Regions from separate parts of the Homo sapiens genome. Here regions 2 and 3 are each linked to region 1. A link is an interaction called in ENCODE POLR2A ChIA-PET data of the cell type or tissue named here. Cell type or tissue: HepG2. All regions are shown on one strand.

Region 1 (8,000 bases):
TACAGGCCACCTCTTCTATGGATCAAGGAGTATATATTCTTTGTGAACTTGTGACTTATCAGGACTTTAATAACCCCCCTGCATACCCAGTTAACATATTCTAGGAAGTTGCTTCACCACACGTTTCATTAGCCAACACATTTCCCTCTAACTAGCAGTGTCTGCATTTTCCATTAAATAATCCATGACTTCTCATACTATTTGCCTTTGCCAACTTCATCACATATTCAAACTCCTTCTCTAATAATAGGGCTATATGAACTAAAAATCAACACAGCTTTATGGCATTTTTAATATTTGGAAAAGTCATTTCCCCTCATAATACTTTCTTTCAAAACATTTAAAATTTATTCTCAACACTTTTTTCTTCCACATGAACTTTGGATTTATTTTAACAAGTTTTCCCAAAAATAGTATAGAGACTTTGTTTGGAATTATTTTAATTATGTAAGTTGGGAAATTTAATCATACAAAATAGTCTTATCATCCAAGACATGTTATGTAAATATTGGTATTACTTATTTTTTGGTGTGTAATAATAGTATCTATAATTATTTGTATGTTTTCCAAGTGGTTATAGACATTATAAAGACCTGATTTTTTATATATTACTTTCAGAATCAGCCACTGAATTCTATCCACAATCCATATGTTATTTTGATTGACAATCTGGGGTGTTTATATACAATCATACTGGCTGCAAATAGTAATACTTCTATCTTCTTCATATCAAATGTATATTACTTGTTTTTGTCTTCTGTCCAGAGCCTCCAAAGTAACATTGTAATGTGTTGATAGGAATGAGAAACGAAGACCTTCACTAAGTTTATTTTTCTACAGTTTCCCTATTCCTTGACTACACTGGGCAGAGGTATTTATTGTCTTTGCAAATAAATCATTTTTTGTTTCACTTATTAATCCCATCATCTTAAAAGTCATTAATTTCTGATTTCATCTATATTATGTTCTTTCTAATTCCCTACGTTGAAGGATAACATATATTTTTTTTCTTCTTCATTTGGAAATGAAAGCATTTAGGGTTAATAATTGGCCTCTCCCAATACCTTGGAAAGCCTTAGTTACATAGTGTCTTCCTTTTTAATAATTTTCTAAATATACTGAAATAATATTTGATATCCTATTAGTTATCTGAGAGGGCTTTTATTTTATTTGTTATATCTTAACTAATTGGGTTATTCTTTCTAAATGTTTATTATAAATCTTGAATTTTAGAAAATTATGTTCACGAATAACAAGTTTTGCTCTGAGGATTTTATAGAGGCAAATATATGCAACTTTTGTAAATGTTCCATGGACATTCAAAAATTAGTAGTCCTATTAGTACGAGCTTTATCTTTATCTTTTCTAAGTCTTACATTATCATTGTGATAGGCTGAACAGTGGCCCCTTAAGATATACAGGTCCTAATCCCTCAAACCTTTGGATATTACTTTATAAGACAAGACTTTGCAGATGTGATTAACAGTATTGAGATGGGAAGATTATCCTGAATCAACTTAAAGGAAAAAAAAACTGAGGCAAAATTAATAAAAGTAGAGAGTTTATTTGGGCCAAATTTGAGGACTGCAACCCAGGAGCATAGATCCTAATTGCCCTGAATCTACATTCTAATTAACAGCAGTTACAAGTCGGATTTTAAAGAAAAGAAGGAGAGGCAGTTCCTAAGCTGTTCACCAACAATTTACATTAAAATAACATAGTCTATTGAATGGCTATACATTGTCTTTTGTATCACTAATTCCAGGAACAGGATATAAGGGTGAGACATCTGGTCTGAAATGCTTTTAAACAATTGCCCCCAGCATAGGTGTGGAAGGGCAGGGTGAGACTGAAGCCCTGTGCTCAAGTATCTCTGAGCCTGGTAAGTTCTGCCCACATCGTTCAGACTGCTCTCAGCTATTTTTCTTTTCTCACCTGGATTATCCAGGTATGCCCTAAATGCAAATCACAAGTATTCTTACAAGAGGGAGGCAGAGAGAGATTTGATAGAGAAGAAGAAGGCCTTGTGACCACTGAAGCTGGATGCTATGCTGCTGGCTTTGAAGGTGGAGGGAGGGGCCAGGAGCCAGGGAATGTAAGGAATGCAGCTCCAAGCTAGAAAAGACAAGAAAGGGCAGGAAAACAGGTCCTCCCCAGAGCCTCTGGAGACGGTGAGGCCCTACTGACATCTCCATTTCAGCCCAGTGAAACTGATTACAGCCTTCTGACCTGCACAATTGTGAGACAGTCAATATGTGTCATTTTAAACCATCACATTTGTGGCAATTTGTTATGGCAGCCACACGCAACTAATTCTCTTTTCATTGTTTCCTGATCTACCATAGAGTAGTGGTACTGATAAACTCTCCCTAATAGTTGTATTTTGATCATTTCTTCTTGACTTTTAAAATGTGAATATACAGTGCCAGTACTGTGTTTCTCAGCATATGAAGGCTAAGGACCATTTTTACTGCTAATACCTTTCATAACACAACATGACTTTTATTGCCACTTTAAGGCTCCTTGAGTTGATGCCTACATTTTCTTCATATTGAAATAATCGTTTCCTCTGTCATGTGAACTTTCCTGTCTATCTTTCCCCAGTCTTTTATTTTAAATTGTAAAAGAGCTCTCCTTAATATTTATTTCTTGTATCATATCCTATTTTTGCTTCCTATTATAAGACTTTGCTTTGATATAGCGGAATTTAAACTGCCAACATTTATCATCATAACGAAAATGCTTGACCCTTATGCCTCTCATCTTGCTTTGTTAGGCTTTCCATTGTATACTTTACTGTAGCTTTCTTTTATATTCATGTTATTTGTACGATGGTATTTTTAAAAATTATACCAATGAATACTTTTAATTTTTAAAATATCTATTTAAATGTGTTCTCTAATTATCTAAGTCCAGAATAAAGCAATTATTTTGACTCCTTTTTACATAAGACTTAAAATTTATTACACTTTATCTCTTCCTATGCACTTGATTATTTCCTAGTCTTTGTTAATTTACTTTCACATTATAGACCTAGATCGACGTATATTATCATTGCTATTTTTAATAAAGTAAAAATTATTTGAGATTTTTTTTCTCTTTTTAGGCCATTTTAATGTAACTCATTTATTCATCCAATAAATATTTATTGAGGACCTATACTATGAGCCAGATGCTGAGCTAAGAAGTGGCAGAGCCTTAGTGATCAAGACCACACAGCCTCTGCCTAGGCCTCATGGGCTGTGGTGCTGTGTGGTCTCTGTGTTCGATCCATTTCAGTTCTCACCTACCCTGTGTTCAGGCCACCCTGAACTGGGCTTGGTTCTTTAGAATCACCGTACCTACCATGTTACCAAGCCACCATGCCCTAAAGCCACCATGCCACTATGCCCCTATACCACCATGCTACCCCATTACCACACCACCATGTCACCACGCCACCATGCCACCCATGCCATCATGTCACCATGCTACCACACCATCGTGCCATCATTCCACCATGTCACTATGCCACACATCAACTCACCACCATGCCACCATACCACCATGACATCATGCCACCATGCTGCAATGTCCCCATGTCACCACCTCACCACACCACCATGCCACCACATCATCATGCCACCATGTTACCATGCCACCACATCATCATGCCATATCACGTCACACACCATCATGCCACCATATCACCACATCATTATGCCACCATGCCACGATACCACCATGTCACCATGTCACAACATCACCATGACACCATATCACCATGCCACCATATCACATCTTGCCACAATGCCATCATGTCACATCACCATATCACCATGCCACATCACCATGCCACCATCTCACCATGATATGGTGAGATGTTACTTACTGTACCACTGTGTCATGATGCACCCTGTCATACTGAACTATGTTATCAAGTTACCACACCACCATCTCACCCTGTCACCATCCCACCATGCACCATGCCACTATGTTACCTGTCTCCTGGTAGGTGTTTGCCTGTTTATTTCCCTCTTGTCCCTTGGACTGTGGGCTTCACAAGGGCATGGACCTTTCTGGTTTTGTTCAAAATTTTGCTTACTAGCACAATGCCTTGGCACCTTGCAACCATTCAATAAATGTTTATTAACTAAAGGGGTGACTAAGTAAGGTGCTCTTTTTTTGGTAATTAATTCTTTATATTGATTGCTTTTATGTTGGCTAGAATATCTCTTAACTAATTATAAAAGAGAATGTGAATGGTCATTTTCTAATCCCCAATGTAACCAAGGATGACCCTGTGTTGTAAAAGTGTGGCTGGGTATGATAGTCTTTGTACCTAACTTTGACTCAATTTTTACCTCTTAGAAGTGTGTGAATTTGGGGACATCATCCCCTGGCTTTTGCAGAAATGTCTGATGTCAGATTAATTTTTGTTTGTTTTTAAATAATCTGCCCTCTTTTCTCTTTTGTCTAAATATATGTGAATTTTTATCTTTTTCCTTTAAAAAAATCCCATGTAGTGTGTTGGTCTTGCCTAGTATATGGTGAGTGTTCTTCCCCCTGTGGATTAAATGTTTGTTCTACCCAGAGAAGTTTTCATGAATTACAACCTCCCTTGAACTACCCTGTCCACGTGCAGGTGGCCAAGTGACCTTCCCCCACCCACCACCATGTCGAGAACTAGAGCTCAAAGATATAGAGGAGGAATAAAGGTAGATGAAAGTAGGAACACCGCTGATAGCTTCAGAGATAGTCCTTGTGCAGTGACCTTGTGCAGTGAGAGGGTGTCCGCTCTGTTTTCTGATTAATGTGGACTCAAACAAAGATCACCCAGGGGGTCAAAGTCTTTTCCTACCTTCTCTGGGACCTGCTATGCTGATCTCATGCAGCGGACTTGGGGGAATTCCCTGTGTTCCTCAATTAAACCCAAGCTCTGCTAAAATATACAAATAGTCATCCTAAACTCTAGGTCCAACATTGGCCTAGAAACTCTAGGTCCTAATTTTCCAAGCTGTTAGATGTTTTTATTTTCCGGATTTTTTTTTTTTTTTTTTTTTTGAGACGGAGTTTCACTCTTGTCGCCCAGGCTGGAGTGCAATGGCATGATTTCAGCTCCTGCTCACTACAGCCTCTGCCTCCTGTGTTCAAGCGATTCTCCTGCCTCAGCCTCCCAAGTATTACAGGTGGGATTACAGGTGGCCACCACCATCCCCAGCTAATTTTTGTATTTTTCGGAAGAGATGGGTTTCACCATATTGGCCAGGCTGGTCTCGAATTCCTGACCTCAGGTGATCCTCCCACCTCAGCCTCTTAAAGTGCTGGGAATACAGGCATGAGCCACCATGCCCGGCCTGTTTTTGGGATATTTTAATGGAAAGTGATGGAGTATGAATCCGGCCTGCTCAGGTAGCTCTAGGTCAGCCATGAAATCTACGTCCTGATAAGGAGCCTGGAGAGGCTTCCTCAAATCCCCAGGCCATGGCATTGCCAGCGCAACACTTGCATCTCCTGACTTAGCCCAGCACTGCCAAGCAGACCTCATGGGTGTCCTTCTGCCACCTTCGTGCTTCCTCCATCCTGGTCTCCCTGTCTGTTTACATCAGTGTTTCTCTTGGCCCAGGGCAGGGTCTCTTTATCTCACGGCCTCTGTGGTCCAGTTAGTTAGGAGAGAGTTTTGAGCAGGTGCAATTAGTGTGGAGTCTCTGGGGCCTGCACTCACACACGCGGGATCCTGACAAGCCCTGAGTCCTGGAACAGCCGCACCCTGCAGTAGCACCCACGGAGCAGCCTTTAGGCCCTGATGCTCCTTTCAAACAATCAGAAGCTTCTGTGGGCCAGAGCCGTCCATAGGGCCTTTGAGAGCCTGGGGAGGTAGAAGGGAGAGTGAGGCATCCATAGCAGTGTCTGCAGGGAAAGGGGGGTTTACCTGTCCCCTGGCACAGTTAGATGTGTAGCTCACGCTTTGACTATAGGATGCTCTTATGTGTCCACACTTCACAAAGCACAGGGCAGCTCTGTGTTGTTGCCCAGAAGAAAATGAACCCCCCCCCGCAACTTCCACTATATGAATTCTCTGCATCGCTGCCTCTAGGCAGCAGGACAGCCAGCAGTAAGCTGCAGACATCCCACCATGCTGCAGCTTGCTGTCTGCAGCAGGAAGCCCCACATACAGCCTGACAGTCAGGCCAAGCCATTTGGCCATTCACCAGTGCTGCAAGCTCAGGCAGGTTGCTTAACCTGTCTCAGTTCCTGCTTCTGAGAAGTAAAGCTAATGGGGTCTATGTCATGAGATTACTGGAAGATTAAGTAAAATAACAAGCATCAGGCAGCTGACACAGAAAGTGTGCCTGAGAGGTGGATGGATGGCTCCCTAGCCCCTCTCTTTGTCTTCTGGGCTGAGCCCCTCCCGATCCCCACAGGGCAAAGGCTGGCTGATTTTCAGTAGTTTAAGCTGGTGTGTAGCAGCTAAACTCCACATTTCTAGACCGTTTGAACAGGAAACCTGAGATGAGGGAGCGTTTGAATTGGCTCATGCAAAAAACAATATTTGCTGGAGGTTAGCTGCTGCATTATGAATTTTTAACCTCCCATAAATCAAACTGTAAAAATGGACAAAGGCTGAGTTTCCTGTGCCAGGACCAAAATAGACACCGCCTGCGTCTCTTAGACAATTCCGATTATGTTTCCACAACCAAATCATGCTGAGATGAATAGCTGGAATATTTATATTTAGGTCCTAACGTATAATGTAAAATAAATGAAAACAGTCTATCTTCTTGGCACTGAAATTGTGCCACCATATCCATTTACAAAGACGATAACTCAAAGACCAGGCTGTGCAAAGACCATCATGTGCCTGGGGCGGGATTTTGCTTCTCTGCTCCCATTGCTTTTCCCTACGACCGTCGTCACCAGATACCCAATACTAAATGATTAATAGAAAATCCCCAGCGGGATCAGTCCACAGCAAGGTTTAAAGTGAATCCTTTTGTGAATGCTTTATACTGACAAATACAAATGCTTTAAAAGATCCAGGAGATGGAACCTTGTAACTGCAGAGGATGGTATTTTAACTAAAGAAAGCTTTTATTAATTTGACAAACATATCTTTCCCTGGCAACTCCTATGAGCTACAAACTTAGACGAATATCATAACAACTAAGAGATTTTTATTCTTTCAATTTAGTGGTAAAGGGAGGTATTAAAGCACCTGATTTACTATGAGGCAGAAAGAAACATGAGCTCGAGTGTTACAAGCAAATGTTACAGACTTCTAGAAGGAAAGACCGCACCAAAAAAGTGAAGTTGGAGCTGAACTTTAAAGGATGATAAAGGTTTTAGTATGGAAAATAGAGCTCCAGAGGCCAAGAGAAATGTGGCTACACTGAGGTGAAACTGGCAATAGGGTGTGGAGTGAAAGTATACGATACAAAAAATAAACTGAAAGCAAGTATGGGCCAGGCACAGCGGCTCACGCCTGTAATCCCAGCATGTTGGGAGACCCACGTGGGAGGATCACTTGAGGCCAGAAGTTTGAGACCAGCCTGGCCCACATGGCAAAGCCCTGTCTCTACTAAAAACACAAAAATTAGCCAGGAATGGTGGCACACACCAGTAGTCCCAGGTACTTGGGAGGTTGAGGCAGGAGGTTCGCTTGAACCCAGGAGGCAGAGGTTGCAATCAGCCTAGATCATACCACTGCACTCCAGCCTGGGTGACAGAGCAAGACTCGGTCTCCAAAAAAAATAAAGCAAAGTATGAAGCAATTTGGAATAAGGAAGATAGAGCCTTATAGGAGACTGGAGGTTTTTAAAGGCTTCTAACAAAAGGGCTGATGTGATATCAGCAGTGTGAATGAATCGATTCATTCACTTAACAAATATTTACCTAGCTCCTCAGTGAGGGATGGAGTGGTAGGTAACAAAACCAATAGGCTCCTGCCCCCATGGACCCACAGTTTCATGGGGTGACAAGCATTAACAAATAAACCTGTAAGTAAATGTATTAGGTTGATG
Region 2 (8,000 bases), 190 kb after region 1:
AAAATGTCTTGATTTATGATAACTATAGAATAGTACAAACCATATCATTATACTGCAAAGGAATGGTACTGTACATATTATTTTGTAACTTGTTTTTTTTCACTTACTGGCATATAGGGTGTATCTTAGACACATTTCTGTTAAAATACATGTAGGTCTTCTTCATTCCTTGTCATGGATATATAGCATTCCATTAGATGATACCAAATTCATCAATCTGTTCCAGACTGATGGCACTTAGGTTGCTTTAGGGCTAGTTGGTTTGTTGGTTTTATTTTGTTTTGCTTACAGTATAATTTAGTGGATCCCTCATTATTTCGATATTCCCTTATAATTTTTTTTTTTCCTGAGGTGGAGCCTCACTCTGCCGCCCAGGTTTGAGTGCAGTGACGCAATCTCGGCTCACTGCAACCTCCGTCTCTTGGGTTCAAGTGATTCTCGTGCCTCAGCCTCCCAAGTAGCTGAGATTACAGGCACTTGCCACCACACCCAACTAATTTTCATATTTTTAGTAGAGACGGGATTTCACCATGTTGGCAAGGCTGTCTCAAACTCCTGACCTCAAACAATTTGCCCACCTTGGCCTCCCAAAGTGCTGTGATTACAGGCATGAGCCATTGTACCCGGCCTCCCTTAAATATTTTTAAACACAAATTAAGGCTTTTACACAAATGTCTCCAATATATTCATTTATGTAAATAAATTTTTTTAGAATAATACTACCTCTGGGATGTGAGGCCATGGAGGGGTCATGTGGAAGGAATGAGCTAATATATTTCACTTTCAATCCTTTGCTACTGTCAGTTTTTACAACTAAGTGTAATGCTTTTCTAATTTTAATCAAAATATATACAGAGGTAATGCTATAATAACATTTTCACAAAGACAGCCTTTTTCTTTCTCAGGACTGTATCTCAGGAGATGTGTCTAAAAGTTAGATTACTGGGTTAAACGGCACAATCCTGAAAGTGTTATACCCACTCTTATGGTCTGGAGAGATCTCAGAGGTTTAACATTCTGCCTGTGGTTCCTACCAGCAGGTAAAAATAGAGATAGCCATTGCATTACTCTGTTATAACACTGCTATAAAGAACTGCCAGGGCAGATCATGAGATCAGGAGTTAGAGACCAGCCTGGCCAACACGGTGAAACCCCGCCTTTACTAAAAATACAAAAATTAGCTGGCCATGGTGGCAGGCACCTATAATCTCAGCTACTCAGGAAGCTGAGGCAGGAGAATCGTTTGAACCCAGGAGGCGGAGGTTGCGGTGAGCCGAGATTGCGGCATTGCACTCCAGCCTGGGCGACAAGGCGAGACTCTGTCTCAAAAAACAAAACAAAACAAAACAAAAAAAACTGCCAAGACTGGGTAACTTATAAAGAGAAGAGGTTTAATTGCCTCAGCCTCTTCAGCCAGTTCCACTGAAGAGGCCTCAGGAAACTTACAATCGTGGCAGAAGGGGAAGCAGGCACATCTTACATGGCAGGAGGTGAGAGAGAGAGCGAGAGGAGGGCAGAGAAGAGAGGAGACAGGAGAAGGGTGGAGAGAGAGACAGGGAAAGAGAGCAGGAAAAACTATCATTTATAAAAACATCAGATCTCATGAGAATTCACTCACTATCAGGAGAACAGCATGGGGGAACCACCCCTATAATCCAATCACTTCCCTCTCTCCACTCCTGGGGATTACAGGTCCCTCCCTCAATACTCGAGGGTTACAATTCGAGGTGAGATTTCAGTGGGGACACAGAGCTAAACCATATCAGCCATATTCCATTGTGTTGTGTCTAACAGTGGAAGCTCCACATATGCAGCTAGTGTGAAGGAGGTGATCTTAAAATCCATTCGAAGAGGCTCAACTGGTGGAAGTGCTCGAATGGGTCCTATGTGATTCAGCTCCATTCTCATCCACTTGCAGCTCTGGATCGAAAACCCAGAGATGAGTGACATTCTGTTCTTATGGGTGCCCAGAGTGGTAGCTGGTGTATTTGAGGATGGCAGATAGTGCTATAAAACAAGAGTCCCGTTGAGACTTTGCTCAAACAGAGCCCCCGCCTGTCTGTTGGAGATTCTTTGTTTCACCCTTTTCAGTAACCAGAGCCACAGCTTCTTTGCTCACGTCCAAATGGAGAAAAAAAAATGGCTGAGCTTTGCACTGCCTGGGTCACCCCTAACTCAATCCCTGCCACCAGGCTGCAGATTTGGGTAGCAGTTTGTTGCCCTAACACAGGATAACTGTGATTGGTTGATATCAATCAAGATATGTCCCTAAAGACCCAGAGGAGCCAATCTCAATCAAGCCTTGGCTGCAGCACAGTGAGAAGTCCCCTGGCATGGCCAGGAGAAACCTACTTTGCCCAACAGGTACGTATCCATGATTGGAAAGGAAAAAAGACCAATTTGTACTGAACCTATATTGAGTACTGACTAAGGAGCTTTTACCATTTAATTTAACCCCAACAGTCCTTAGGGGGAGGGCTTGCTATGCTTATTTCACAGATAAGAAAACTTTAGCTCAGAGAGTATGAGTCATTTGCTTAAGGTCCCACAGCTAATATGCATCAAAGCTTATCTCACCGATTTCATATGCTGCTTGGCACAGCTTGTTAATGACCCTGAAGTCCATCCAAGCTAGACCTGGGAAATACATTTTAGATCCCATTCCCCCAAGTTTTGTTGTTAAAACTCATGTAGAGTATTTGGAATACATATATATGGAATATGAACATATATATATATATAAAAACATATATATATATGGTTTAGACTAAAGTTGGAAGGAAAACTAAAGATATGTTTTTTCCAGTTAAGCATCTTCTAACAGTTTAAGTAATTGGTTTGTGTTATCAGATTGTGGTCTAAACTAGATCACAGGAATGAATCATAGCTGATGTAATGCACACATGTCTTAGCACAGCTATTATGTGGTACCCAGGTGCACTGAATTTTACAATATGAAACCAGAGCTCTGCCCTTGAACCCGGTGAGCAATTATGGCATCATGAACTAGGCACTTGGATGCAGTTCAAAGAGCTGAGAACAAGTTACGAAAACGCAGGGAAAGTAAACTTCGGAGTTCCAGAGAGGTCACTCAATCTCCTCCTGGCCTTGCAGAGATGCCGATATCAGCTCCATGTGAAAACTGGTGGGGAAAACCTACAAGTCCAGGCTTTCACTTTTCCCTTAAAAGAACAGGGGTTGTCCTGAGCTGTGTAGCCTCTGGGATGGTGAGTCTTCCAGAAAATTTTCTCCCAGGGGACTTCACGGAAGAAGAAATTCCCTTCAAACTTGGGCTTTTCAGTTCTGTTACTAGCATTTGGGATTGGACCAATAGCCCCTGATGGCAATTCTGGTTGGGCAGGGGAAGTGTGAGAGTGTGGTGGGCAGGTGGGTAGAGGTGGGAAACGAAGCAAAGGGACAGAGACATGCAGGCTAATGTGGATGGTGGAGACCTCCCAGCAAGGGCAGCACTGCCTGCAGCAATGCCAGAAAGACAGCCTGAAAGAGAAGCTTTCTGCAACCTTAGTTCTTTTTGCTCAGGAAGTACTAAAGTTAGAACCTGCTGTCTTTTAAAAAGAAATGATGTTATTTCACAGATCCGCACATTTAAATAACAAATAAGCCAAGACAAAACAAAACAAAATGTGAAGTCCTAAAATTTAGTTAAGATACATTTTTCTTCTAAGAGACTGCATGGAAATTTTGTTGTTGAAATAATTCACTGTGCTGAGCTTCACTTGAAATGCTTAAATACCTTGAAACCATTTCCATTTTTGCCTTTACTCAAAATAAGTGGTTACTTTCTAATGAATGAAAAGCCCAGTATGTGAAAAGTGTGGCTTAGGCCAATAAAAAGGGAGGTAACAGCATTTTAGTAGTTTCTCAGAAGCAGTTAAAAAATAACACAATGAAGTTTAACAGGCTGAGGAAACATCACACCCCATCATTAAAAACAGCAATGCCAAAAATACCCAGGGGTGAACAGAGGTGAGGGAGACTGCCAAAAGATTATTGCTTGAAGGATTGCCTTTCCTTGTACGGGTACCTACCCAGGGCAGTTGCTCCAGGTTCATGCAGGGGTGGCCATATTTTGTATCACGTGATCCTCAGTCCACAAGCTGATTGGACCAGAGGAGGCCACTTCCCCAGAGGCTGATCAGAACACCGTGATACAGCTCCCTGCAGGGGGCGCTGCGCTGTTTTTGCAGCCAAATGCAAAATGAAACTGTAAGTGCTCTCATTCAAAAAGCAGGAGAAACGTGCCATGGAATGTAGTAAAAGATAAGGCTTTTCCCTTTTTCTACAGTCTCTCAATTTGTTATGGTGTTTTTACTTTGCTCCTTGAGGTCGTTTTGAGTAAAGAAAGAATACAATTTTAAATCATTAGCATGAATTTTACCATTACTCTTCATATTGTGCAATTTCACGTTTAAATACAAACATAAGTACATTTAACTCATATGCAGCATCACCAAAATTACACAATTTGTATTTTGTGGCTTGTACATGCATATATATTTCATTCTTAGCAGAACATTGGAAACACTACAACACATGAACTCAACTGTCTTTATTTCACTTCTTGGTGCACACATTTTCTACTAACAACCTCTACTTTTGGCTTATTGATGAATAAGGAAAGACTTAAAAAAAAAAAAAAAAAAGGAAAAAGCAAGTCTGGCTCTCTTGCCCTTTCCTTCTAAGTCCTCGTTTTCAGCATAAGGGGTTAGCTGGCATAGCTCTGAAGCCTGAATATCTGAGACAGATCTCAGTTAATTTAGGAAGTTTATTTTGCCAAAGTTAAGGACATGCACCTGTGACATAACCTCAGGAGGTACTGATGACATGTGCCCAAGGACATCGGAGCACAGCTTCTGAGAAACCATTAAAATGGTGTCACCTCCCCTTTTATTGTCCTAACCCACACTTTTCACATACTGGGATTTGCATTCATTAGAAAGTAGCCACCACCTGATTTGAGTAAAGGCAAAAATGGAAATGTTTTCAAGGTATTTAAGCATTTCAATTGAAGCTCAGTACAACGAATTATTTCAACAACAAAATTTTCATGTAGTCTCTACAGAGATATGAGACATCAATCAATATATGCAAGATAAACATTGGTTTAATACTGAAATTCCAGGTCATAGGTAGATAAGAGACAAATGGTTGCATTCTTCTGAGTTTCTGATGAGCCTTTCCAAAGGAGGCCATCAGATATGCATTTATCTCAGTGAAGAGTGGGATGACTTTGAATAAATGGGAGGCAGGTTTGCCCTAAGCAGATCCAGCTTGACTTTTCCCTTTAGCTGAGTGATTTGGAGGCCCCAGGATCTATTTTCCTTTCATGTAAGGAAGTCACATGAGTAACGAAGGACATGACAGAGTCCCTTGGTAATTCACGTTTCTCACAGTGCCATTGACTTCCTCCAACTTCTAGAGCAAGTCCTGGATCTAGTGACACATGTACTGAATAAATGACAGTGGGAAGCAGAGCAAAACTCATGGGGCCAAGATACTTTCATTTTTCCACTTTTTTTTTTTTTGCTGGCACTTTGTGTTGCTGTGATATGTAAACATAGATGTCAATTTTCAACACTTTCTTCTTCCTTTTATTAAAAAAAAAAGTTACTGTGTTTCATCATGATTGGTTAAGAATTATTGTTTTGTGTTCAGGTTTTCATTGGTAAAAGATTGAAACTGGGCCCCATGCTGTGGCTCATGCCTATAATCCTAGCACTTTGGGAGGCCGAGGCAGGCAGATCACCTGAGGTCAGGAGTTCAAGACCAGCCTGGCCAACATGGTGAAACCCCGTCTCTACTAAAAATACAAAAAAATTAGCCGGGCCTGGTGGTGGGCGCCTGTAATCCCAGCTACTCAGGAGGCTGAGGCAGAAGAATTGCTTGAACCCAGGAGGTAGAGGTTGCAGTGAGCCGAGATCACACCATTGCATTCCAGCCTGGACAATGAGAGCAAAATTTCATCTCAAAAAAAAAAAAAAGATTGAAAAAGATTGAAACTGACTGCCAGGCATGGTGGCTCACCCCTGTAATCCCAGCACTTTGGGAGACCAAGGCGGGCAGATCACCTGAGGTCAGGAGTTTGAGACCAGCCTGGCTAACATAGTGAAACACCATCTCTACTAAAAATACAGAAATTAGCCGGGTGTGGTGGTGCACACCTGTAATCCCAGCTACTTGGGAGGCTGAGGCAGGAGAATCGCTTGAACTGGGAAGGCTGAGTTTGCAGTGAACCGAGATTGTGCCACTGCACCCCAGCCTGGGCAACAGAGCAAGACTCTGTCCCAAAAAAAAAAAAAAAAAAGTATAAAAATGAAAATGTATCATTTTAAATTAGATTTACTTGTTTAATTATTTACTAAGTGACAGATTTACCAGACTCAAAACTTTAAATTGTTTAAGAATGAAATAGAAGCAAAATTCTCCCTTCCTCCTCTGCTGCCTTATCCTCTCTTTCCGCCCTCTCCCCAGATAGATAACTATTGTAATCAATCCCTTAGTTATCTTCCGAATTTTTTAAATATACATCTAAAGTCTGTTAAATTGTGACTCCAAAATATACATTCATGTCCTAATCTTCAGTATTGGTGAATGTGACCTTATGGGAAAAAGGATCTTTATCAGCAGATATCATTAAGTTATCTCAAGATGAGAGCACTCTGCATTGAGGAGAGGCCCTAAACTCAACAGCAGGTGTGGGGGTTTTTTGGGGATTCTTTTTACTTTTTTTTTTTTTTCGAGATGGAGTTTCACTCTTGTTGCCCAGGCTGGAGTGCAATGGCACAGTCTCGGCTCACTGCAACCTCTGCCTTCCCAGGCACAAGCAATTCTCCTGTCTTAGCCTCCCAGGTAGCTTGGATTACAGGCATGTGCCACCATGCCCAGCTAATTTTTTTGTATTTAGTAGAAACGAGGTTTCACCATGTTAGTCAGGCTGGTCTCAAACTCCTGACCTCAGGTGATCCACCTGCCTGGGGCTCCCAAAGTGCTGGGATTACAGGCGTGTGCCACCACACCCAGCCGAGGTGTTCTTTTAAGAGAAGAGAAAGTCAGAGACTTTGAGAAGAGGGCTATGTGAGTCACAGGCACAGATGGAAGTGAGGCTGCCGTCAACCAAAGAAGGCCTAGGACTGCCAGACGCTGGAAGAGGGAAAGGGGGACTCTCCTTCGGGTCTTCAGAATGGGCCCATGTGGCCCTGCTCACACTTGATTTCAGACTTCGACCTACAGAATTGTGAAAGAATAAAACTCTGTTGTCTTTAAGCCATCGTGTTTTTGGCAATTTGTTATAACAGCCCCAGGGACGGAAAACAACATCTAAGCAATGCAAGAATATATTCTTTTTTGTGTGATTTTATCCTTAAAAGCCTTCACCCTTTAGTGACGTTATCTCTTTAGAGAAACATAAGCAGTTCTCAAGGAGGTATGGATCTCACTGAAACAATGAACTTAATGACTGCCACGGCCCACTCTCGTCACCCCTGCCAGGAAGGGATCTGAAGGCTGAACCATATCTTTTCCAGACACTGTAGCTGAAAAGTGTCGCACCTGTCACAGATTCTCAGGGCCGCCTCCAAGAAGGGAATACCTACGCCTGCTGCCAATGCAAAGCTGTGAGAAAGTCTTTTTACTCCCAGCAGGAGGGCCACATTCATTGACTTTCGTTCACCATTTAACGGTAGTTCTTAGAATGTGTCACCTAGTCTGCTATCACAAAAATCCAAAGCCTGAATAGTTTTTAAACCATAGGAAAGTTGGAAGAAAAATATTTTCTACTCCTTAATAATGCCAGGGCTTAATTATACACTTCTTGAATTGCAGCTTCAGGGAATTTCAAAACACATAATTTAGCCTTCTTCGACCGTATGAAATATTCTATTGGAACAAACAAGATTGGGGCTATTATATCAAGTTCATCTTACCCAGACAGTAGAAGCAGTAATTCATACTTTCAGAGAGAGGGAGAGAGAATTTGCCTT
Region 3 (8,000 bases), 310 kb after region 1:
CTGTCCAGAAAATCAGCTTGGGTGCAGGTGGCTGTGTTGGAGCTGTGGTGGCACCTGCAGTCCCGCCTGTCTCTTCCCACCCTTTGTTTTTGTCTTCTCTGGTTTCAGATCTTTTGTGTTTGTGCATATATTTTGTCACATTGTTGCGGCCTTTTTCGTAGCGTTCATTGATTCTTTTCATTTTGCCTGTGTGATTTTGCACATCGCTTGTACCCTTAGAAGGTCCGTGTCTACGTAGAGATCAACTATACAACCAGATTTTCTATTACCTATTGGGCGGTTTCCTTTCCTCCCTCCCTCTTCCCCTCCACACCCTTCTATTGATCTGGAATTCATTTTGTCTTTGGGTGTGAGTTGAAGCCCTGAGAGGGGGGATCTGTGCTCTGAACACCAGCCAGTTGTCCTAGCATCACAGGGAATGATTCTTTCCTTCTTGGGTGATTGTGACGCTCCTTTTAATTGCATGTTAAATATTTACATGGATGGAGGTCTGTTCTGGGCTGTCTGGTTCCTGCAGAGGATGAGTGGCCATGATTGAGGGAAGGTGTCCAGAAGGAAGTTCCCACTCCTTCTTTCACAGTCTGATGAGGTCCTGGATTCCTCTGAAGGCCCCGGGGCCCACTCTGTTATTCCTGTGGAGGAAGTCAGCCTGAGGGGGAGGGCGTCGTGGTGGCACCTGCAGTTCCGTCTGTCGCATTGATGTTGGCTGGTTCTGCTCTCAAAGGCGCCGGCTCTGTAGTGATGTCAGCGCCGTGTGACTTGAGGAGGAGACCCCACTGCTGCGGTGTGTCTGGGGTTCATCTTCAGGGCGCAGCTGATAAGATGCTTCTGTTGCGCTCACAATGCCAGTCATTGCAGCAGAAGTAATGGCAGGTGATGGGAGACTCATTGTTGGGGTGAGAAAAGGCACAATAAGCTATTGTCACAGGCAGGGCTCCCTGTGAAGCGGAACGTGATGCAGAGGCCACTGGGCAGGACGTTTAGGTTTGCTGGGGAGCACAGCAGCAGGGGAAGAGGACAGTGAGGCTGGGATGCAGCCTCCATGCAGCCTGTCGCTTTCTCCACAGGAGCTCTGGCCTGGGCCAGACTGCCGAGTCACCCTGATTCAGGAGTAGGGTGAGGGGCAGGCTTTGTTACCCCGCGCTAGTCACTGGCCTGGTCATTGGGTGCAGGCTGGCCCAGGAAGGGGGCTGATGTGGCCTCAAAAGGGCTCTTTCCAGTGAGACAGTTCTGGGTGGCCCCCGGTGAAGGTCCTTCCGCTGGCCACTCTCCAGAGTTGGCTTCAGAAGGGGACCTGGGGGCCGCGTGGCAGCGTCCACCACCATCCTCACCTGCTGTGGAAATGCACTGCAGAGCCCGTCTGTCCTCCAGGATGTGAAGGGGCCCTGGCGGGAAGCAGGCCTGAGTTCTGCGCTGGACAGGACTGAAGCTCACTCGTGTTTCCTTCTTGTCTTGCAGCGTCTCCCTTCTCTCCTGGACAGAAGGCCGTGTCCTGGGACTTCTCTGATGGCGAGAGGCTGCGGCTGTACCAGGTAGGCAGTGCAGGCATGGTGTGAGTGGGTTGCCATACCTGGACCCGCTTTACCATGTCATGACCAAGGTGCCGGACTCATGGGGACACAGGCCCCAAACGTGTGCAGAGCAGCTGCAGGAGGGAGAATGCTTCTGGAAGCTTCTGGTGACACTTGACCTTTCTCAGGCACTGCAGGCCTGTCCCTCATGGCGCTCTCCTCCTGTCCTCGAAGCCCACAGTGTTGTCCCCAGTGTGGGAAGGTCATTTGTCATCCTGGCATCCAGAAGCCCGGCCCCGGCGCATTCCCAGAACAGCCCCGTGTTTCTCTTTTCAGCGAATCCACTTTCTGTTGCCACCCGTGGAACGTTCTCACTCTTCCAAGAAGCCAGGCTAGCAGCTCCCCCACCCCAGCAGCCGCGGGACAGAGCCCAGGTTGGGTGGTGTGTACACAAAGGAGGGATTGTTCTCACGTCGCCCTGCGACGAGATGGGGATGGACCCGCGGTTAGAGGTCACCCTCCCTGGGGCGTCAGGGGAGCATTTGTCCTTGAAACACGCTGGCAAAAAATGTTCCAAGGAAGCCTCAGCTGGTGTTTGTGAGGAAGAGCTGGATTAAATGGTGTTCTGGTAAAATGTTCCTGGAGGTTTTCTTGGCTGTTCTTGGCTTTTATACTCCTGGTTGGCAATAGAAGGAACACCCTCCTTTGTAAAGTCGGTTGGATAGGATCACCTACCTCATAGGGCGGGCACAGCCTCCAGTTTTTTAGAAAAGCAACATACAAGTCTTTCCCCACCAAGTAGAAAGGATTGGATCTAAGTAAACGCTACGTTTGGATGCTCAAGGCCAAAGGGGGAGTTGAGAAGCCGCAGCTCACAGTGGGATTCCTTTCTGGGCCACGTTGGAATTTTAAAAGCCCTTCTAAATAAAGCAGGCAGCTACTTGCACTGTTTCAGGTTTTTCTTTAAATCCTGTAAACTGAGGGTAGCTGATTGGATTTTATTTCAACTTCTCCCCCCACCCTTTCTGTCCTGTCTCTTTGTTTTCCAGTATCTGCCTGTGCCTTAGGATGGAGAGAAGGTTTGAGATGTTCAGGAGGAGGCTCAGGGCTTTTCATAGTGACGTGAGGAATTCAGGAGTTCTCTGGTCCCAGGGTCAGTCCTCCGCCCACTGGGGCCTCAGCGACTTGAAACACTTCAGCCCAGGCAGAGGCCACCAGCAGGCCTTTCCTTATAAGTGCAGCCCCTGGCCCTGGAGGCTGTGGTCTCTTTGGGCTGCGGTGAACCCTCCTGAAAGGCATCCACATTCCTGGCATTCTTTCTGCCTGGCATTGGTCAGAAAGCGGGGGTTTCTAAAATCAAAGGCGAGCACTGCAGCTTGGTTCTTGTCTGTAGATAAACTGGAGAGACACCAGGGGGTTGTGCGGCATGGTTCTCTTTGGGCCCCCACATGGACTGGCCTCGCTGGACTTTGCATTTGGGGCATCGCCAGAGCAGGCCCCATCCTGAGCAAAGCAGGAGGAGGTTAATGGGGGTCCCTCTCGGGCTCCAGCAGTTCCTTGGGCGGCACGCATGTGGTTTGCTTTTTCTGACCCTGTGCCAGAGTTACTGGGGCAGCAAGACATCTGGGAAGAGGAACGGGAGGGTGGGACGGGTGCCGCCATCCCACAGCGGTGCCCGCTTGTCTCCGTGGCGGGCACACAGGCTTCCGGGAGCCCGGTGAGGGAGGTGCACCCAGACTTGCCCTGGATACAGCGGGCAGAGCGTTGCATGTGCCTCTGGGTGGGGTGTAGGGGTGCTTGGGGGCGTGGGTCCCCACAGCAGTTAGAGACCATCCACAGGCCACCACACTTTAAGCTGATTTTCGTTTTGCCTTGTTTTCCCAGAGGCATACATGTAGTGTTTTCTTGGTGCCTCTGAATAGTCACAGTCTGATTTGCCTGGGGGTCAGTGAGAGACACGGCTACCCAGGGTTTCCATTTCCAGGCCCCGAGTTTTGTCCGTGGCAAATTTCGTGATTTGCACATAGTTCCCACCTCATGGGTTCAAGTTGTTAACCTGATCCTGCTCCCACTGTCATCACCATCAGAGGTAGTTTATCCTGGTGCCTGGTGTCCTTCAGGATGAAGGAGGCAGCAGAAATGCTCCCTGACTCAGTTCCTGAGACCAGAATGACTGAGGAAACAGGAGGCCTGCAGCAGAGCACGGCCGATTGCTCCTCCGGGGAGTGTCAGCTAGGGGACGGAGCCGGTGCGGAGATCGAGGCCCCACAAGGCCTGCCCCTGTGGTTGTTCCCACTGTCCCACTGATGGCTGGGAAGGGTGAGCTCCAGCCCCCGGTGGCTTGAACACCCTCTGTAGTTGTGTCTGCTCAAGGCCTGGGAACACCCTGCCTGTTTCACAGATGAGAAACTCATCTCAGAGTACTCAGAAACCCAGAATACTTCATTCAAGTTCAAGTTCAGAGGGTGATTAAGAAGAATCAGAAGACTGGGTGCGGTGGCTCATGCCTGTAATCCCAGCACTTTGGGAGGCCGAGGTGGGCGGATCACGAGATCAGGAGATCAAGACCATCCTGTCTAACACGGTGAAACCCTGTCTCTACTAAAAATACAAAAAAATTAGCCGGGCGTGGTGGTGGGCGCCTATAGTCCCAGCTACTTGGGAGGCTGAGGCAGGAGAATCACCTGAACCCAGGAGGCGGAGATTGCAGTGAGCTGAGATTGCACCACTGCACTCCAGCCTGGGCGACAGAGCGAGACTCCATCTCCAAAAAAAAATAAAAAATAAAAAAGTCTCGGAGCCCAGCCTGCAGACCGGCTGCATTTGTGTGTCCCCTAAACCACTCCTCTGTTCCTTTAGCTTAGCTGGGTGCCTGGGGGGGCACGTGAACCACGTGGGCTGGTACCACACCCCCTCTAGACTGGCCAATGGGAATAAATCATGAGCCACAAACAGGAGACGTAAAAATGAACAGGTAAACATAATTTTTTTTCTTGGGATTGTAAATTCACACGACAGTTGAAGGTGCAGTGAAGAAATGGGTGGTAGCGGAGTCACCCACTCTTCGCAGGGCGACTGGCCACGCAGGCTCTGCCTGCACACCTCCTGCCTGGACCATGTGGAAAGTCTTCAGGGGTCACGTCAGACTGAGGTTCTCCAAAGTTCCTATCCCTTTGTGTGTTTGGTGAGCTTTTTGTTTGTTGGTTTTGGTTTCGAGGTGAAAGTCACATAACCTCCAGCTGACCGCTGCAGTGGGCATTGAGTACATTCTTGGTCCTGTGTCACCACCGCCTCTCTCTCGTTTCAAAACTTCGTCATCACCCTGGAAGAGCACCCTGTACTCACTACATGACCACACCCGTTGCCCCTGCCCCCGCCTCTGGCTACCACTAATTGGTTTACTTTTGAGGTTTGCATTGGGCTATGTCCCCATGGCCTTCGATCTGTGACAGAGATCCTGGCTTTCATACATCCTTGGGACAGAGAAACTAAGGCCAGCGTCCTTAATAGCATGACCAGGTCTGCTTGGACTGTCCTTTGAGGTGTCCTGCAGGCACTGATTCTGCACCTGCCAAGGCCTGACCTCCCCGTAATCAGCAGATAATCCAATAGAGGAGAAGGGCACTTGAGGCCATGCAGCGGCTGAACGGGAAGCTGTGCTCAGCGTCTCTCCAAGCCTCTGCATTCCAGTGACAACGTCCGCAGGGCCTCAGTGAATAAACCGCTGCAAATGCACGTTGGTGAGGCCATCAGCTGCCGAAGGGAAGCTGGGGAATCTGGACGGAGGAGAAAGAAACGTGAGCTGCACTCCCGGCGACACATTGGACTAAGAACGGCGCCTGCCTTCTTGAGAGGCTTGTTTTGTGGTGTCATAACTAGCCTGCCTTACACCTTTCTTAAAGCAAGCATGTTGTGAGTTCACAGGAGGGATTTTTAACATACTTGAGGCTTTGGGGACAAAAGACATCAGTCAAAGAAAGATTCCGCTATTATTTATTTCAAGAGCCTTTGAATCTCTTGCTGAAATCTGCTCCCATTTTGAAGAAGCTTCCCATCAAATCAGAAAAGCCCTGATTTTCCTGTCTCTGTGTTTGGAATTGTCCCCCACCCTGTTGTTAGTTCATTCCTTAAAGTTGTCTGGGCAGACTGCAATTTCGGAAGGGCACCTGGATGCGTTTCATTCTTGGGTCAGAAAAATACCTATGCAAAGAGCTTCTGACCAAGCATAGACAGATTTCAATTATTGGCACAATAGCATGTTACATAAATCAATTTCCTTGGGCCTCAGTTTTCTCCTTGGTAAAGATGGAACCTGGGTCTCTGAAGGTTCTCAAAGACTAAAAAGGAATCTAAGACACCCTCAGACTTGCTCAAGAAGAAAACAGGGCAGGATTATTGGAATGATCCAGAAAGAGAGCACAGTGAATCTTCTCAAACTTTGAGAAATGAATTGGTCATCAAAAATTAGACTTTCCTCTCACCTGTGCAGCTGGCTCTGTCACGCGGCCTCTGCTGCTCACCACCAGCACATACCTGGCCCAGGAGTGGCTGCCAGTCAATGCGCAGCAGCCCTTTGCAGGACCTGCCCTTGGGCTGCTTTTGAGTTTCTGAGCATCCAAGTCTCAGAAGCAGCTGGTTGGGCCAGCTCAAGCTCTGGGTCCGCTGTGGATTGATTCACCTGTACCTGGTCTCCACCACTGATCCATCTGGAGAGGGGTGAGGCCACAGGGGTTTCCAGGCTGGGGGTGTGCCTGGGCCAGGCAGCGACAGCCACTGGGAACCCCAGGCAATAGGGGAAGTGGCACTCACTTATCCTCGGCTGGGCTTCTCTGCAGGCTCCCTCCCTCCTTCCCTTCTTCCTTCCTTTCGGAACTCCCTACAACCCTATCACGTTAAGCAAGTCCTGTAGCCTCTCTGGGCCTCACTTCTCCTACCTGCTTATGGAGGGCCCCCGAGCCTGGGCTGTGTGGCTTCACTGTTAACATGTTATTGATGTGACTGGGGGGTTGCCCCTGTGCCTGACGTTTCATTCATGCCGTTCTCCCATGCAGGTTGCTCTCCTGATCTGGGCCCCGCCCTTTGGTTCCAGGGGATATGAAGGTCAGAGGAGGGATTAGCATGATCCACTGGCCAGAGTCAATAACACGGGGCCCCTCCTTCCAAGAGGGGCTTAGCCAGAAGGGGAAGCCTGGATCTTGGGCTCGGGCTCTGATGCTTTGTCTCTGAGCCGCTGACATGGAGGACGTCAAGCCGCGATGTTCATGTCCCCATTGCGTAGAGGTGGGTCCTGTAGTCCCACATGTGGTGTGCTCTGAATCTCCTTTCCACTCTGTTGGAGGGTCAGAGGGACTTGAAAGATCACAGAGCCCAGCCTCGCATTTGGCAGAAGAGAAAGCAGAGACATAAAGGCCAGGGACTTGTGCCGGGTCCTACCCGCTATCTGGTGCCCCACACACTGGGGCCTGTCCCCACTGCCAGCAGCCTCTGTGTGGGTTCTGCCTTTTTCTGCACTGGTGGTGTCTCCCCATCGCCCCAGCTGCTTGTGGGCAGGCGTCACCTTGTTCTGACCTCTTTCCTTCCCCCAGGCAGCTCTGGACTTTGCTCTCAGTAAACACAACTTGATTCTTTTCCTTCTTACCTTATCATTGCCCATAAATCCCGTTTACACGGTGCCCACTTTTGTGTCTGAGCTGGGACGTACAACCTCGTCTCTGCCTCCAGTTTTTGAGAAATTAATTATAAACAGTGTTGACAGAGGCTCTGGCTTGACTTGGGGCATCTGCTGCTCTTCCCGGCCTTGGTCTTCTGAAGGTAGCTGTTATCAGTAACAGAACAGATGTGTTTATCCTGGGCTCCCGGGCCCTTGGCGTGGCCCTTTGAGGGGGTCTGTGAAACCCCTGAAACTGCATGCTAAACTTTACGGGTGGAGGTAGTTTTCTAAAGAGAGGGTCCAGAGACTTTGTCAGATTCCTTAGAGGATTTGCACCCTCAAAAAACGTTAACAACCTCTGAGCTGGAGGAAGGCCTAAGACAAGCCTATCGCACTTGGAGATAAGATAAGCCGAGGCGGGACCTAATGGGGCCTCAATGTCTTGGCCAGAGTGCACAGCTGAAACGGAGATGACACTTGACAGAAACCAGTGTAAAACTCTCCTTCCCTTTATTTAGCTTTTATTTCTTGTGCTTTTCATTAAGTACAGATACTCTTTGCTTGCTTACAGAACAGGGAAGACCTGGCTTCTGAAAATTATCTTTAGGTTTTTCATTGAATTTGGTCTTATTCTGAACAATGCCTGAACGTCGAAGGTGCTCCCCTAGATAGGTTAATAGAAACCCACAGTCCAGGGCAAGAGGCCGCATCCGGGAAGCCTGTGTACAGGTGACTGGAGAGATGAGTTCTCACGGACCGTTCGGGCAACTTGGTGTTCCGGCCTGGACATTTCAGTGCTGCATTTGAAGAGGAATTATGAATTGGCTCTCAAAGGAGGG

The links. ChIA-PET counts read pairs that join two places held together with the same protein. Peaks named below come from ENCODE experiments on the same cell type or tissue, not always from the same donor. Only the 100,000 strongest peaks of a DNase experiment are listed, where the experiment ranks them.
Region 2: POLR2A ChIA-PET joins it to region 1 with 81 read pairs; 7 of 35 experiments call an interaction of 5 or more read pairs at or near these places.
Region 3: POLR2A ChIA-PET joins it to region 1 with 10 read pairs; 5 of 35 experiments call an interaction of 5 or more read pairs at or near these places.

Annotation. Positions count from the first base shown.
Region 1 is chr2:234,684,547-234,692,546 of GRCh38, forward strand. All of the region lies in intron 1 of LINC01173 (long intergenic non-protein coding RNA 1173), which reads left to right. Among named protein-coding and RNA genes, the nearest start is that of LINC01173, 5.9 kb to the left of the region's middle. RefSeq lists an enhancer at 3,310-3,935 and a silencer at 7,679-7,973. In HepG2, no CTCF peak of the experiment used is centred here; DNase peaks (open chromatin) are centred at 2,105, 4,745, 6,415 and 7,885.
Region 2 is chr2:234,877,712-234,885,711 of GRCh38, forward strand. All of the region lies in intron 2 of LOC101927896 (a long non-coding RNA gene), which reads right to left. Among named protein-coding and RNA genes, the nearest start is that of SH3BP4, 70 kb to the right of the region's middle. In HepG2, a CTCF peak has its summit at 4,191 (motif pointing right); DNase peaks (open chromatin) are centred at 2,580, 3,010 and 4,160; H3K4me3 peaks cover 1,604 bases.
Region 3 is chr2:234,993,845-235,001,844 of GRCh38, forward strand. SH3BP4 (SH3 domain binding protein 4) reads left to right here. Exons shown (of 6, transcript NM_014521.3): 2 at 1,459-1,532. Among named protein-coding and RNA genes, the nearest start is that of SH3BP4, 46 kb to the left of the region's middle. RefSeq lists silencers at 2,621-2,915, 3,541-3,835 and enhancers at 4,935-5,564, 5,680-6,356. In HepG2, a CTCF peak has its summit at 2,722; DNase peaks (open chromatin) are centred at 2,777, 4,817, 6,597, 7,117 and 2 weaker places.